Regions from separate parts of the Homo sapiens genome. Here region 1 is linked to region 2. A link is an interaction called in ENCODE POLR2A ChIA-PET data of the cell type or tissue named here. Cell type or tissue: OCI-LY7. All regions are shown on one strand. Links, peaks and the distances in the headings refer to the core of each region. The heading gives the core; the rest is flanking DNA.

Region 1 (8,897 bases), core at 344-8,343, 390 kb before region 2:
GGTATCACAGCTCCACTGAGACCCTTCCCCTAACTCCTCCAGCTTGGTTAGTAGCCTTTTCTGTGCTTCCATGTTACTGTGTATACTGTTGTGGCACTATACTAGAATTGTCATTTGTCTGTCTTCTCAACTAACCTGGGCAGAAACTGAGTAGTAATATAATTCTCCCTGCTTTACACTACCTAAAATGTGGTTAATGCATATGTATGTTGAATAAATGAATGGGCTATAAAAAACAATATGTTTGTATAGAATCTATTATCAACAGCTAAGTACTTTTTTTTTTTTTAACTTTATTTGCTTGAGAAGAAATCTCAAAGGCTGGTGCTGAACTCCTGGGCTCAAGCGATCATCCCGCCTCAGCCTCCTGAGTAGCTGGCATGTATAGTGGGATTACAGGCATATACCACAATACTTGGCAATAGCAGCTACTTTTAGCTTAGATGCAGATTTAGTCTCCACTTATTCCTTAAATCAGTAGGAAGTCACAATATTAATAACTTTCAAAAAAACTTAAATCCTTAAGACTTCTACCTATGAAGTAGATATTTTCCATTTGTTGAAGGTAAAATGGCATAAATAGATACAGTTTTATGATTGGAAAATGATTTCTCTTAGTTTTGGGCATAGAACAAATATTAGTTCTTCTTTTTTTCTATTCTTTGTCTGTGTTATGTTTACAGAATACTTAACCATCCTAGCCATGATATTTTAAAGACAAGAAAGAAGAAATATTAATTCAAAAGTTAATAAAATGCTTTTTGTTCATATACTTTGTTTAAAGAAACATAGTATAACTGAATAAATGTATAAAATACTCAGGTTATTAAACTTGAACATTTATTCAGAGACAAATTTTAACTAAGCTATAGGAAGTCATTTGTTCAACATGTTTTTGTTTTTCATCCATAATGTGCAGGGGAAAGTTTTGGCATAGGGTATAGCAGTAAACAGGATAGACAGGGTCCCTACAGGTGGGAGGAGATAGACAATAAATAAATAGATGAAAAAATAAGATTTCTAGGTAGCAATAAGTGCTGTGAAGAAAATAAAACAGGGTGATGTGCTGGAGGGTGGTTGAACACCCTGCTTTAGCCAGAGTGGTCAGGGAAGGCCGTTCTAAAGAGAACACATGTAAGCTGAGCCCTGAATGATGAGGAGGAGCTGATCTGCAACAGTCCAGAGTAGTAGTCCAGGCAAAGGGATGCTTGAGTTCAGGATTCCTAAGGCTTATAATAAGAAGTCAAAAACTCTCAGAAGGCCAGTGTGGCTCTTTAGTGTGCAGGAGAGAGGTAAACTTGGAGCAGTCGGATGGGACCAAGACGTTAAGCTTTGTAGGCAATGGTAAGGAATTTTGGATTTTATTCTGATAGGAGGCTTTGAAGAGGGGAGTGATATGATCTATTTTGTGTTATAAAAAGGTCATTATGGCTATAGAGTGGAAAATACATTGTGGAAGGCAAGAATAATTGTAAGGAGACAGGTGGCTATTGCATTTGTCCAGGTAAGAGATTATAGTGTTTTGGACTAGAGTGGTAACAGGAGAGATGGAAAGAAGTGAACAAGATTCAAGATGTATTTTGGAAGTAGAGTTGATAGGACTTCTGATACAGTGGATATTAAGGATGAGGAAAAGAAAAGAATCAAGTGAAATCCTAATAAAACAGAACCACGATAAATATTCCCAAACTCCTCAAAACAAATTGGAAACATGATGTGATGCCAAAGAAACAATGCCTGGATTTTATTAAAGGTGCACATCAGCATTATACATTAGTGCTAAGGAATGTTAGGATTTGTTATGTGGCTAGGGCATGTGGGAAAAGTGAATAAAATCAGATCTCAGAAGTAGGTAGGGGTCAGACCATGTGGAACTGTGGAAATGTGATGGAAAACCCTTAGAGTGATGTGACATTCTTCTTAAACAGATACTTGGCTGCAGCATCAAGAACAAGAGTGAAATATAAGAGACCACTTAGCAGGTGATTGTAGTAGTCCAGGTGCAAGTCACTTTTAGAAATTTATTTTGAAGTTATTGAACCTTTTGACCACAAGTTTGGTTCTTATGTTTTCTTTCCTCTCTATATTTTAATGATGTGTGTCTGAACACACAGTATATTAATGCATATACGAAGTTTTCAGAAAGATTTAGGTTTAAAGGATTGATAGTAAAGCTCGCAGACTCACCCTCTTATTTTAAACAATATTTATTCAAAAGAATATCAATCCTTTATGCTATGTTACAGATATCATAGCATAATATACAAATAACAATTATAAAATGAACACCCATATACTTATCATCAACTTAAAAATAAACAGAATATTACCTAAAACTTTGACATCTCTTATGTGCCCTGCTGGTTCCCAGATCCCTCTTTCCTCTTTAGATAAATAAAAAATTGTTTTAAATGTTTTTGAACATCATTCATATTATATATGTGTACTCTTCTATAGCTTGTCTATATTTTTCTCAACATTACATTTTACGACATACCTGTAATTCATTCATGTTTACTACTGTGTAGTATTTCCTTGTATAAATTTATTACAATTAATTTATCCCCTTTCTACTAGCCAGGCTTTTTGTTTCTTTCATGTTTTTTGTTTTGTTTTTGTGTTTTTTGAAATGGAGTCTTACTCTATTGCCCAGGCTGGAGTGCAGTGGCTCAATCTCAGCTCACTGCAACCTCTGCCTCCTGGGTTCAAGAGATTCTCCTGCCTCAGCCTCCTGTGTAGCTGGGATTACAGGTGCCCACCACCATGCCCGGCTAATTTTTGTATTTTTAGTAGAGATGAGATTTCACTATGTTGGCTAGGCTGGTCTCGAACACCTGACTTCATGATCTGCCTGCCTCAGCCTCCTAAAGTGCTGGGATTACAGGCGTGAGCCACCACACCTGGCCTCTTTCAGGTTTTTTATTTCTAGGAAAGTGCTGTTATAGACATTCTTATCCCTGTCTCCTGGCACACGTTAAAGAATGCGTTAGTTTTCTTTTGCTGTATAACAAATTACCACAGTTTTAGTAGCTTAAATTAACACCCATTCATTACCTCAAATTCTTGTAGAAGTCCTAAAACAGCATAACCTAATTCTCTGCTCAGGATCTCACCAGGCTGAAATTATGGTGTCAGCCTGGGCTGTGGTCTCATCTGCGACTCACAGTCCTGTTCTACCCTCACTGGATATTGACACAATTCCATTCCTAGCAGCTATAGGACTGAAGCCCTCAGCTCTGAGACGTTGCCCACTATTCCCTGCCTCATGGCCCTTTTCACAACCTGGCAGTCTGCTTCTTCAAAGCAAATAGGAGAATGTCTCTCTGACCTCCTCTGCTAAGATGAGGTCTTACATAAAAGTAACCTATGAAGGAGATGACTGTCCATCATTTTCACAGGTCCCATCCACACTGATGGACTATGCAGAGGATGAGGGGGTCTCTTGGGGACTGTGTTATAATTCTGCTGCCACAAAGAGTTGCTCCAGAGTATATACCTAGGTACTTAATTACTGAATTATATGGTATGTGCATTGTATTAGTCCGTTCTCACACTGCTAATAAAGACATACCTGAGACTGGGTAATTTATAAAGGGAAGAGGTTTAATTGACTCACAGTTCCTCATGGCTGGGGAGGCCTCAGGAAACTTACAGTCATGGCAGAAGGAGAAGCAAACACACCCTTCTTCACATGGCAGCAGCAAGGAGAAGTGCAGAGCAAAGTGGAGGAAAAGCCCCTTATAAAACCATCAGATCTCATGAGAACACACTCACTATCATGAGAACAGCATGAGGGTAACCACCCCCATGATTCAGTTACCTCCCACTGGGTCCCTCCCACAACATGTAGAGATTATGGGAACTACAATTCAAGATGAGATTTGGGTGGGGACACAGCCAAACCATATCATTCTGCCCCTGGCCCCTCCCAGAGCTCATGTCCTCACATTTCAGAACACAATCATGTCCTTCCAACTGTCTCCCAAAGTCTTATTCCAGCATTAACTCAAAAATCTAAGTCCAAAGTCTCATCTGAGACAAGGCAAGTCCCTTCTGCCTATGAGCCTGTAAAATCAAAAGCAAGTTATTTATTTCCTAGATACAATGGGGGTACAGGCATTGGGTAAATACACCCATTCCAAATGGGAGAAATTGGCCAAAACAAAGGGGCTACAGGCCCTATGCAAGTCCAAAATCCAATAGAGCAGTCATTAAACCTTAAAGTTCCAAAATGATCTCCTTTGACTCCATGTCTCATATCCAGGGCATGCTGATACAAGAGGTGGGCTCCTATGGCCTTGGGCAGCTCCACACCTGTGGCTTTGCAGGGTACAGCCCCTGTCCTGGCTGCTTTCATGGGCTGGTGTAGAGTGTCTGAGGCTTTTCCAGGCACATGGTGCAAGCTGTCAGTGGATCTACAGTTCTGGAGTCTGGAGGATGGGGGCCCTCTTCTCACATCTCCACTAGGCAGTGTCCCAGTAGGGACTCTGTGTGGGGGCTCCAATCCCACATTTCCCTTCCGCACTGCCATAGCAGAGGTTCTCCATGAGGGCTCCACCCATGCAGCAAACTTCTGCTTGGACATCCAGGCATTTCTATACATCTTCTGAAATCTAGGCAGAGGTTCCTCAAACTCAGTTCTTGACTTCTGTGCACCCGCAGGCCCAATAACACGTGGAAGCTGCCAAGGCTTGGAGCTTGTCCCCTCTGAAGCCATGGCCTGTGCTGTACCTTGGCCCCTTTTAGCCACAGCTGGAGCAGCTGGGGTGCAGGGCACCAAGTCCTGAGGCTGCACACAGTAGGAGGGCCCTGCATCCAGCCCAGGAAACCACTTTTCCCTCCTAGGCCTCTAGGCCTGTGATGGGAGGGGCTGCCTCAAAGTTCTCTGACATGCCTTGGAGACATTTTCCCCATTGTCTTGGTGATTAGCATTTGGCTCCTTGTTACTTATGCAAATTTCTGCAGCTCGCTTGAATTTCTCCCCAGAATATGGGTTTTTCATTTCTACTGCATTATCAGGCTGCACATTTTTCAAACGTTTATGCTCTGCTTCCTCTTGAGCACTTTGCTGCTTAGAAATTTCTTTCTCTAGATACCCTAAATCATCTCTCTCAAGTTCAAAGTTCCACAGATCTCTAGGGCAGGGACAAAATGCCTCCAGTATCTTTGCATAGCAAGAATGACTTTTAGTCCAGTTCCCAACAAGTTCTTCATCTCCATCTGAGATGACCTCAGGTGGGGGGCTCTATTGTCCATATCACTATCAATATTTTGGTCAAAACCATTTAACAGGTCTCTAGGAAGTTCCAAACTTTCCCACATCTTCCTGTCTTCTGAGCCCTCCAAGTCTCTAGGAAGTTTCAAACTTTCTCACATTTTCCTGTCTTTTGAGCCCTCCAAACAGTTCCAACCTCTGCCTGTTACCCAGTTCCAAAGTTGCTTCCACATTTTTGGGTATCTTTACAGCAGCACCCCATTCCTGGTACCAATTTACTATATTAGTCTGTTCTCACGTTACTAATAAAGACATACCTGAGACTGGGTAATTTATAAAGGGAAGAGGTTTAATTGTCTCACAGTTCCACATGGCTCAAGAGGCTTCAGGAGACTTACAATCATGGCAGAAGGGGAAGCAAACACATCGTTCTTCACATGGCAGCAGCAAGGAGAAGTGCAGAGTGAAGCAGGGGAGAAGCCCCTTATAAACCCTCAGATCTCATGAGAACTCACTATCACAAGATCAGCATGAGGATAACCACCCCCCATAATTCAATTACCTCCCACTGTGTCCCTCCCACAACATGTGGAGATTATGGGAACTACAATTCAAGATGTGATTTGGTTGAGGACACAACCAAACCATATTATGCACCTTCAGCTTTTTTAGGTGATACCATGTTGACTCTGTATGTTGTTATAGCAATTTCTATCCTATTAGCTGACTTCCCATTACTTTACATCCTTGCCTGCATTTGTATTGTCAGACTTAAGTTTTTGCCAATGTAGTGAATATAAGACTATCATATTATGATTTTTATGCATTTTCCATATTATAAATACAGTTGAGCATCTATTTTTAATGTCACTAGGCATTCCTGTTTTCATTCTTGTGCAAAGCCTGATCATGACTTTTGCCCATTTTCTATTAGATTGTGTGTCTTTTTCTTCTTGAGTTTAGAATGTTTCTGCATGTTTCTCCGTAACAATTCTTCATCATAATATGTGTTACAAATGTCTTCTCCCAATATGTGGCTTATTTGATACTATATAAAAAAAGAAGCTCACATTAAATGTGGTAAAAGTAGTCAGTATTTCCTTTTATGGTTATAATTTGACTATTGTTTAAGAATTGCTTAACTTGAGGTCATAAAGATATCCTCTTATTCTTTTTCTAGGTTTTAAAGTTTTAACTTTCCCACTTAAGTCTTCAGTCAGTGATGAAATTGATTTGAGAGTATGGTATAAATTAGAGATCCTTTCATTATTATTATTTTTTGTATATGAATAATCACTTGTTCCAGACCCACTTATTGAATAGTCTCTTCATTTCTTCACAGATCTGTGGTGCTAGTTCTGTTGTAGATCAAGTTACCTATCTGGTCAAGTCTATTTCTGTGCTCTGTTTTCTGTTCCATTATCTTATTTTTCTGTCCCTGGGGTGATAAGTGACCACTTATTCACTGCAGTTTTATCATAAGGCTTGAGAGCTGGTAGGGGAACTGTTCCATCTTACTCCTCTTCTTTAGGAGTGTCTTATTTCTTTTTTGCCATTGACACTTTCATATACCTTTTAAAATCAGCTTGGGCTTCCCAAAAGCCTTATTGAAATTTTGATTGGGATGGCATTAAATCTGTATATCAGTTTGAAGAGAACTGACATCTTTACAATATCAAATAATCCTATCTATGAAGACTATAGAGTCTTTCCTCAGTATACTAGGGAGATTGGTTCCAGGATGCCCGCATATACCAAAATCCACACATCCTCAAGTCTTTCAGTTGACCCTGTGGAACCCAAGTATATGAAAAGTTGGCCCTCCTTATATGCAGATTTCACATCCTCCAAATACTGTATTTTCAATCTGAGTTTGGTTAAAAAAATCCTCATATAAGTGGACCCATGAAGTTTAAACCCATTGTATTCAAGAGTCACTATGTAGCTCTCCATTTATTTAGTTAGATCTTCATTAGTGGCTCAGTGAAGTTTTATAATTTTTTCTTTAAAGGACTTGCATATTTTACAACTTCCTAAGTGTATCATATTTTTGGTCATTGTTATAAATGATGTGTGTGTGTGTGTGTGTGTATGGATGTGTGTATGTATTTTTTTTTTGAAGTAAGGTCTCACTGTGCTGCCCAGGCTGGAGTGCAGTGGCTATTCACATGTGTGATCATCGTGCATTAAAGCCTCAAACTCCTAGGCTCAAGTCATCCTCCTGCCTCAGCCTCCTGAGTAGCTGGGAGTACAAGTGGTGCCACTGTGCCTTGCTAAATAGTATATTTTAAAATTAGGTTTTCTAACTATATGTTTGCTAGTATATGAAAATATAATTGTCTGTTTGTATATTGATCTTTTATTTGGCAATCTTGCCAAACTTTCCATTTAATAGTAATAATTGTCATTTGTAGGGTTTAGGGGATTTTTTCTGTGTAGATAATCATATCGTTAGGAAACTGTGACAGTTTGTTACTTCCTCCTCCACCTTTTACTTTTTATTTCTCTTTCCTTTCTGACTGTCCTGGCCAAGACCTCCATTGCAGTGTTGAGTAGAACCATTGATAATGGACATCCTTGTCTTATTCATGTTTATAAAGGGAATACTTCTAATATTTCACCATTAAGGATGACATCATAAGTTTTTGGCAGCTACCCTTTATCAAGTTAATGAAATTGTCTTCCATTTCACAGTCACTAAAAGTTTTGATTTTTAATCATGAGCGAATGTTGAATTTTATCAGAGGCCTTTTCTGTATCTGCTGAGGTCATTATATGATTTTTTATTTTAATCTGGTAATGTGGCAAATTACATTGATATACTTTCTATTGTTAAACCAAACTTGGGTTTATTTAGATCAATTTTTGTGACACATTTTGTTTTTTATACATTGTAGGCTTTGGGTGGTTGCTAACCTCAGTGCTCATTCAGCTCTGGACTTTTGCGAGCTTTTGGTCTCTGAGTATTTCTCTTTCTTGCTGGCTCAGGGGTATGTTTAATAAGATTTCTTTTTAAAACATATTAATCCAGCCATTTAGGGGTGGTTGATAGCAGCAAGGATTTTGGAGTATAAAGTTCACCTAATTTGCAGAACTAAAATTCCACTTTATTATACTTTTAGTTTAAAAGCTTCTGTTAATAATATATGCTTTCAATAATCACTTACCACCATGTCTGCCTCATCTTCTTTTTCTTCTTCTTGTCTCTCTGCATAACCATGCCACTCTCTACTGAAAAGACAAAAGAATAGTCTAGCGGGAAGAGCATCATACCAGGAGTCAAAAGCTACAAGTTCTAGTGCCAGCACCATCACTCCCTGAGATCTTGACCAAGCCGCTTTCTTTTGTTGTTGTTTTTAAATAAAATTTTTATATTTTTTGTAGAGACAGGGTTTCACCACATTGCCTAGGCTGGTCTTGAACTCCTGAGCTCAAGTGATCCGCCCACCTTGGCCTCCCAAAGTGCTGGGATTACAGGTGTGAGCCACCGTGCCCAGCCAACACTTTGTTTCTCTAAGTTTTACTCAGTCATCTGCTTGGTGGGAACACTCAGGATTGAAGTGAGATCACATATTTATAAATGTGAACATGTTGTTAGGGGAAAGGATGAGAAGCAATGATATACAGTACATTCTCTGTTTAGAAAATGTAACAGAAACAGGGAGTTTGGGGAAGGGAGAGA
Region 2 (8,897 bases), core at 380-8,379:
TGGACTCTTCAAAGGAAGACTAGTTTCATCCCTCCCACAATCACCTATTTTTTTTCCTAGTGATAACATTTTTTAATTGAGGTTAAATTTATGTAACATACGAATAACCATTTAAAGATGTACAGTTCAGTGGCTTTTAGTCCATTCACAGTGTTATGTACCATCACTTCTCTCTAGTTTCAAAACTGTTTCCTTAACCCAGAGGAACACTGTGCACGTTAAGTAATCACTCCCTAGCCCTTTCTCTTCTCACCTCCAGTAGCAAATAATCGGTTTTCTTTCTCTGTGTATTTGCTTCTTCTGAATGTTGTATATAAAATGACTCATACCTTATATGACCTTTTGTGTCTGGCTTTTACTTAGTATAAGTTTTCAAAATATATTCATGTTGTAGCATGTATCAGTACTTCATTCTTTTTATGGCTGAACAATATTTCATTGTGTGATTATGCACAATTTGTTCATTCATTCATTGATGGACATTTAGGTTGTTTCCACCCTTTGGTTATTATAAATAGTTCTGCTATAAACACCTGTCTACAATTCTGTGTGAGCTTGTTTTGTTTTCTTTATCTGTCTAGTACTGAGTATTATGGTAATTCTGTATCTTAACTTGTTCAAGAACTGCTTATTTTCCATTCTGCACCGTTTTACATTCCCATCAGCATGACAATTATCCCTATTTTTCTACATCCTTGACAATACTTTTTACTTTGCCATTTTAAAAATCATAACCATCCTAGTGGGTGTAAAGTGATATCTCACGGTAATTTTGATTTGCATTTCCCTAATGACTTAATGTTGTTGAACATCTTTTAATGTGTTTGCTGGTCTTTATATATCTTGTTTGGAGAAATGTCTATTCAAGTCTTTTGCTCATTTTTTCACCAGACTGTTTGTTGTTTTGTTGTTGTGGGAGGTTTTTTTTTTTTTTTAAAAAATCTGGATACTAAACCCTTAACATATATGATTTGCAGATATTTTCTGCTATTCTGTAAGTTGTCTTTTACTTTTTTGATAATATCCTTTGATGTACAGAAGTTTTTTATTTTTATGGGTACATAGTATTAGGTTGGTGCAAAAGTAATTGTGGTGTTTGCCTACTTTCAGTGGCAAAAACCGCAATTACTTTTGCACCAACCAATGTACAGGGTACATGATATATTATGATACAGGCATACAATGTGTAATAATCACATCAGGGTAAATGGGGTATCCATGACCTCAAGCATTTATCATTTCTTTGTTATAAACATTCCAATTATACTCTTGGTTATTTTAAATGTACAATATATTTTTGTTGACTGTTGTCATCCTCTTGTGTTACCAAATACTAGATCTTATTCATTCTATGTTTTTGCACCCATTAACCAACCCCACCTTTTGCCCCCTTCCCCACTGTCCTTCCCAGCCTCTAGTAACCATCATCCTACTCTCTATCTCCATGAATTCAGTTGTTTTAATTTTTAATGTTTTTAATTTTTATGAAATGTATTTTGTTGATTTTTGTTACTGTTGTTGTTTATGCTTTTGGTGACAAATCTAAGAATTTATTGCCAAATTTGTAGTCATGAAGATTTACCCCTGTGTTATCTTCCCTTTGTTTTGTTTTGTTTTGTTTTGAGACAGGGTCTTGCTCTGTCACCCAGGCTGAAGTGCAGTGGTGCGATCTCAGCTCACTGCAACCTCTGCCTCCCAGGTTTAAGCGATTCTCCTTTCTCAACCTCCCAAGTATCTGGGATTGCAGGTGCCCATCACCACGCCTGGCTAATTTTTGTATTTTTAGTAGACAGAGTTTCACCATGTTGCCCAGGCTGGTTTTGAACTCCTGGCCTCAAGTGATCCACCTGCCTCAGCTTCCGAAAGTGCTGGCATTACAGGCATGAGCCACCATACCCAGCCTCCTGTATTGTCTTCTAATAGTTTTAGTTACTATATTTAGGTCATTCATTCATTTTTAGTTAATTTTTGTACATAGAGTGAGGTAGGGGTCCTACTTCATTATTTTGCATGTGGTTCCCTAGTTGTCCCAGCATCATTTGTTGAAGAGATTATTCTTTCCTCATTGAGTGGTCTTGGTACTCTTGTCAAAAATCAACTGGCCGTAGATTTTTGGGTTTATTTCTGAATTCAGATCTATTTCATAGGTATATATGTGTATTCTTATGGCAGTACCATACTTTTTGAAAGTCTCCAATCTGTGGACATAGGATATCTTTTCATTTAATTAACTCTTTTTGAACTCCTTAGCAATATTTTGTAGTTTTTAGTAGGCAAGTCTTTCACCTCCTGGGTTAAATTTATTCCTAGGTATTATATTCTTTTGGATGCTATTGTAAATGTAATAGCTTCCTTAATATCCTTTTCAGGTTGTTCATTGCTGGTGTATAGAAGTAACTGATTTTTGTGCATTGCTCTCATACCCTGCAGCTTTGCCAAATTTATTTATTGTTCTAGTGATTTTTTTTCTTGTGCATTTTTTGGGGATTTTCTAAATATAGAGGCATGTCATCTGCAAATATAGATAGTTTTATTTCTTAGCTTACAATTTAGATGCATTTTATTTCTTTTCCTTACCTGACTGCTCTGGTAGGACTTCCAGTGCAATACTGATTAGCAATCATGAAAGTAGACGTCCTTGTCTTTTTCCTGGTATTAGGAGAAAATCTTTCCATTTTCACCATTAACTATGATGTTAGTTTGCCTGGGTTGTTGTTGCCTTTTGTTGTTGTTGTTGTTGTTCTTTTCTTTTCTTGCTCTGTTGCCCAGGCTGGAGTACAGTGGCAGTCTCAGCTCACTGCAACCTCTGCCTCCCAGGTTGAAGTGATTCTCATGCCTCGGCCTCCTGAGTAGCTGGGACTACAGGCGTGCACCACCACATCTGGCTAATTTTTGTTTAAGTGCCTCTAACAGTCTATTTACCATAGTTTGTGTTCTTTGAGGCTTCATGTTAATTCTCTGCTTAAACAGAATGTCTTTAAGACATTGAATACCAAATTTGTTTAAAATGAATATCCCTGTTTTTGTTATTTCTACTAACTTTTTAAAATACTGTCACCCCATATTTCTGTTAAACTATTTTAGAACACTTTTAAAATTAAAATTTTCATTTACTCAGACTTAGTGTGGAAGATTATCAGGAGTCAAGTCTTATGTTTGGGGTTTAAATTTGTTAACGTTTAAAATATTATGTGTGCATAATAAAAATAATACATTGTTATGTGTGCATAATAAAATATTTTTATGTTTGTGTAATAAAAATATTAATAATTTAGCTATCATCAGATATGAGTCTATGGGAAGAGATGGATTATATCTTTGCCTTATCTATGAATAAAAGATTTGCTAAGTAATTTAACTGAATTGTTTGAGAGGGCAGGTTCTTTTAAAAGCATCTTACACACATAAAAGTATTGATAATTAAAAGCCACTGATGTGAACATTATCCTAGCTTAGCTCTTTTCATTCTGTCTAAAATCCTGTTTCTTTAAAGAAGATTGTTCCCAGTTGCTTTTATCTAAATACATAGATTTCTTTAAAAACGTTTTTGATTAATACAAATGGACAACAGAGGTTATCGAAGAAGCTACAATGTGTCAGGTATTAATAATCCCTAATACTTCCTAGTAGGAAGAGGGAGAGAAAATGTAAGAAATGGCTCTTTTGTCATTTGGGGGTTTGCATTCTAATTGGCAAGACAAGACCCAGGCAGAGGAACTCTTACTGAGATTTGTGAATCCCAAAATTATATATATGTAAAATTTTCTGGGGAGAGTATTTATAACTTCCTTCAGATTTTTTTTTTTTTTATGATTGTAAAATGGTAAGAATCACTGCCCTGAAAAGTGAGTAGCCTAACAACACACAACAACAAAATAGCGTTTCTCCTAAATTGCACAGAGTCTAGCCATGTGCATGTGTAGGAGCTTTGCAGTTATACATGATAGCCAAACCTCTTGGTAGGACAAAAATTTCAAGTAACTCAAGTCATGTACTAACTTTGGTTTAAGATATGCCAAATTTTAGCTGTTTTGTAATTCAGTAAAAATCAAAGTACAGAATTTCTATATAGAAAGAAAACAAATTTAAATATCTTTTAAAAATTAGTTATGAGCCCATACTATGGCCTACTAGTGGACCTTAAACCATACTTTAAGAATATGAATTTATGATACTGTTATATAATAGCAGTATCATAGGCAAACTTCCACCAGTGGCATAAACCTGTACCCATATCCAGAAGCTTTTTGCTAACATTCCTACATCTTTTCTTTTCTAGATTAGTTGAGATATTATACATTTTAGTTTTCAAACCTCATTTTCTTTAGTATCACATTCCTCCTCCTCCCTCTCTCACTTCATCTACATTCACACTCCAGCATTTAATTCTCTAAATTTACTATAAGCAACTGCTACAGCTATCAACTATTGCTATATTCAGTGTAATAAAATCCAGTAGTTGTGTCACCCTAAGACTAGGTAGAGAAGTTTAATTTAACATGTTAATTTTTTTGGCTCTTAAGATGTTGCGGGTGGAATACTAACTGAATTTCTTGTTTTTGTTTATTTCCTTTGAATACTCCTTTTTTAGAATTAGTTAATTTAATTAGCATCTAGCTAAAGGGAAATGGCATTTATACTAAATGTTGCTGAGGGACTGAAACCAAACAGATCACACCTGAGTTAGGAGCTTAATGAAATAACCTCAGAACACATAAGTAAATTAACAAACAAGGGCTTGAATATGATAGATAAGAGCTATTCTTTTAAAGTTGGGGTATGGGCCGGTTGTGGTGGCTCACACTTGTAATCCCAGCACTTTGGGAGGCTGAGGTCGGTGGATCACTTGAAGCCAGGCATTCAAGACCAGCCTGGCCAACATGGCAAAACTCCGTCTCTACTAAAAATGCAAAACTTAGCTAGGCATGGTGGCGTGTGCCTGTAGTCGCAGCTACTCTGGAGGCTGAGGTAGGAGAATCACTTGAATTTGGGAGGTGGAGGTGCAGTGAGCTGAGATCGTGGCCACTGCACTCCAGCCTGGGCAACAGAGCGAGACCCTAATAAGCCTTGTTGTAGTTCTGCATACATTAAACTGATTACTTTTCAAAGTCAGGTAATAATATTTGAAATAATAAGATAACCATGAAGCACTTTCAAGACTTAAAGTCCTGTATCTATTTATAATTAAGATTTTGAAGTAGCTAGGCATGGTGGCGTACACCTGTACTCCCAGCTACTTGGAACACTGAGGCAGGAGAGTCACCTGAGCCCAGGAGTTCAAATTCAACCTGGACACTAAAGCAAGACCCTATGTCTATATTTGGAGTATAAGAATTTAGTGCTTTTTTGGGGGTGAGGGAGATTGAGACGGGGTTTTGCTATGTTGCCCAGGCTGTTCTGGAATTCCTGGGCTCCAGTGATCCACCTGCCTCAGCCTCCCAGAGTGCTGGGATTACAGGCGTGAGCCACTGTACCTGGCCAGAATTTAGTACTTTGACTAAAGTTTTAGCATTTTTTTATCTTGCTTATTTACTCCCAACACACTGAAGCAGGGAAAGGAAAAATGTCTTTGTTTTTTTCCTCTTTTTAAAAACTGCCCAAACTGGACTGACTCCCTTTGCAGTGATTTCCCATTACTCTTAGAGTAAAACTGAAATTCTTGACTTGGCCTGCAAATCTATACATAGTATGTCTCCCCAGCTTGCTTCTCCTACTACTCACAACCCTTTTGACTACATCTGATTTACTCCCATTTTTTTCTCTTCTATTTATATGCCAAGACTATTTTCATCTTAGAGTTTTGAACTTTCTATAACTCATGTCTAGAATATACTCCCCAGAGTCCTCTCATGGTTGTCTTTTTGTTATTTAGATGGTCACCTCTCTAACACCCAGTCCAAATTAACATAATGCAATTAGTCATTACCATACCATCCTTTTTTGCCTTCTTCATGACACTTACTGTTACTTAAACTTATTTATTTCATCACGTGGTTTTTTTTATGCTTGCTTACTTCCACTATAGAGTGTACGCTCAAACTAATATGTAAGGAGAAATTGTTTTGTTTTTCACTGTATCCTTAGAATATAAATTCTAGAACATCACTTGATAAATGGTACTCATTAAAACATTGTAGAATTAGTTAACTGTTTCATCTAAAAGTATTAAATATATTCTGAAGAATATCTCAAAGGATTTTTGGCTCATACATTTTCCTTAAAGCATTGTAGAATTAGTTAACTGTTTCATCTAAAAGTATTAAATATATTCTGAAGAATATCTCAAAGGATTTTTGGCTCATACATTTTGGGCTTAAAGTTGTCCACATTTTAGTATTTCCACTTGATTTTTATATTTTGCTAGTTGTTAATAAACTAAGTATTAATCTCAATATGTAGAATTAAAATTTCATTTTTGACAGGTTGACTTTGGCAGAATATCATGAACAGGAAGAAATTTTCAAACTTAGACTAGGACATCTCAAAAAGGTATGTGAAACATATGCTGCATTTTTAGTTCAATTTGCTACCAGAATTTGTGGGAAGTTGTGTTATAAGTCACTTATTTTAAAAGCCAAAATTTAAGAGAGTAAGATTTCAAATTAAAAATTTCAGATTAAAAAGAGATGCATTAAAGTTACTTTATTTTATTTATTAGTATTTTTATTTTTTGAAACAGTCTCATCACTCAGGCTGGAGTGCAGCGGCACAATCTAAGCTCAGTGCAACCTCCACCTCCCTGGTTCAAGCAATTTTCGTGCTTCAGCCTCCTGAGTAGCTGGGATTACAGGCATGCGCCACCACATCTGGCTAATTTTTGTATTTTTAGTAGAGTGAGGGTTTCGCCATGTTCACCAGGCTGGTCTCAAACTCCTGGCTTCGTGTGATCCACCCACCTTGGCCTCCCAAGGTGCTGGGATTACAGGCATGAGCTGTCGCACCCGGCCAAAATTACATTTTTATGTTGAGTATATTAAAACAACATTCCTTTATCTTGTGTCAACTTAAAAATCTTGAGATGGTGACACACCATATCCCTTTAGTGGAGGAATGATTCTTGGACAGACTTCCAAGGTCTTTAGATTATTCTATTTAAGTACTACCTTTTGGTAAAAAATACTTCATTTTAAAGATGAAATCTAAAATTCCATATTGTTTATGTTCATTTCATAATAAAATAGCAATTGTAAATAAATAGCAAACTTATTTCTTTGGCTTATCTTTTAATTTGTTGCATGTGTGATGTTTCGATTAGAAGATGTACGTAGGAAAAAGCACTTAGTGATAGTATAAAGGGATAAAACTGAGAAAAAATGTTGCTATGTGTTATTGTCGTAAACTTTTAAATAATGTGTATCTTTCTACTTGTTTGTAAACTCTGAAATTGTAATCAGTTTATTGTTTTTACAGGTCTTAATTTTAGTTCAAATGATTTCAGAGAAGTAGTAATAATAGAGTAGGTTTTTTTCCCTCAAAATTAAGTTACTGACAGACATAAAGTTCTTTTTCTTTGACCCAATTTTTTGTGCTTTCTGCTTGTCAGGTTCTTTCAATTTTTTAAATAGGCTGAATTATAGGTAAAATTGAAGGAGTGAACTAATTGGAGATAGTATCTGTGAAGTTGTCTCCATGGGATAGGGTGAGGTAGGATGGAGAAACCCATTCTGGTAGCAGCTACTATTACACTGCATACTAATTTGTTTTGGAAATGTTATTAATATGCTGGGGATTCCTACCATTTATAGGGAATAGAAAATTATTATATATAATTTGCATTAGTATCCTTTAATATGCTATATCTGTCTATGCCAACTGCCCAGAAAGCTTCAACGTAAACTACTTGAACAGTGAATTAAAAAGTGATTTATTTTGGTTTTGTTATTTAAGTAGTTCTATTCTGTTCTATTGTAATTATTGACTACTTTTCCTGCGCTTTGAGACTTAGTTGACAACTTAAGTCTATTCTCTATAATAATAGATGGAGCTATATAACTATCATAATAGTTCTATAATAGTGATAGAACCATATAAAGGAACTATGGAAGCGAAAAGGGAATTTTTAGTACAGGATGAGTCGTAAGTATCTGTGTGCCCACTTAAACTGTTTTGATAATGAGTTCGTAAGGGCCTATGCTTTATGTCTCATATAAAGATTTACCAGTTATTTTCTAACCAGCCTGTGGTGATAAAGGAATACTTATTTACTTAGTTATAGTGATTCCAAGGTGTACTTGAGAGTTTTACTGAAGGGTTATTATCTTCACGTGTAATACCAAATTTCAGATTACTCTTTCTAAATGATGACATTTTACATATGCACCTTATTTTATGAAAATCTGTTATAAAATCTGAAATTGTAGAGCAGTTAAATTAGGAATTGGCTATTTGTATTACAAAAAGTACACTTTGAAAAGGCTTCAAAGGAGGGTTTGTTTTTGTTTTTGGTTGGTTGGTTTTAAAGCTTTCCTGGTACTTTGAAAATACTGGTTTCTGTGAAAAACACTTTTATAAAGTAAGGTATACTTAGTGTCCAAATATTATATAGACATTTGTAAAATGTTGTAGAACACTAAACCTTCTAACCTTCGTATTTTCCTCTTTCCCAGTGTTTGACTTCTATATTTTTCGTATTTACTTACTCTTTCCAATAATTATCCCTTCCATAATCTTTTTCCTGCTTTTTTTCCTAGCTTTTATCAAATTTACTGAGCAGTCTTAGATTTCTAACTTTATCTTCTTTTTAACTAATTTACAACATAACTTTTCTTTTCTTTGACCTTCATCATGGAATATTTTGGGGAAATGGATTAACAGTAATGCTGAAACATACTCTCATGTCATGAATACCCATGTTTTCTTCTGAGAGACTATTTTGGGTGAGAAGAATGAGTGTATTA

Evidence for each region. ChIA-PET counts read pairs that join two places held together with the same protein. Peaks named below come from ENCODE experiments on the same cell type or tissue, not always from the same donor. Only the 100,000 strongest peaks of a DNase experiment are listed, where the experiment ranks them.
Region 1: POLR2A ChIA-PET joins it to region 2 with 16 read pairs; 2 of 35 experiments call an interaction of 5 or more read pairs at or near these places.

The regions. Positions count from the first base shown.
Region 1 is chr2:171,419,886-171,428,782 of GRCh38, reverse strand. The region is part of intron 1 of METTL8 (methyltransferase 8, tRNA N3-cytidine); the gene reads left to right. Among named protein-coding and RNA genes, the nearest start is that of METTL8, 9.7 kb to the left of the region's middle. In OCI-LY7, for the core only: no CTCF peak of the experiment used is centred there; a DNase peak (open chromatin) is centred at 4,592.
Region 2 is chr2:171,025,931-171,034,827 of GRCh38, reverse strand. It overlaps TLK1 (tousled like kinase 1), which reads left to right. Exons shown (of 21, transcript NM_012290.5): 12 at 6,423-6,489. Among named protein-coding and RNA genes, the nearest start is that of GORASP2, 100 kb to the right of the region's middle. In OCI-LY7, for the core only: no CTCF peak of the experiment used is centred there; no DNase peak of the experiment used is centred there.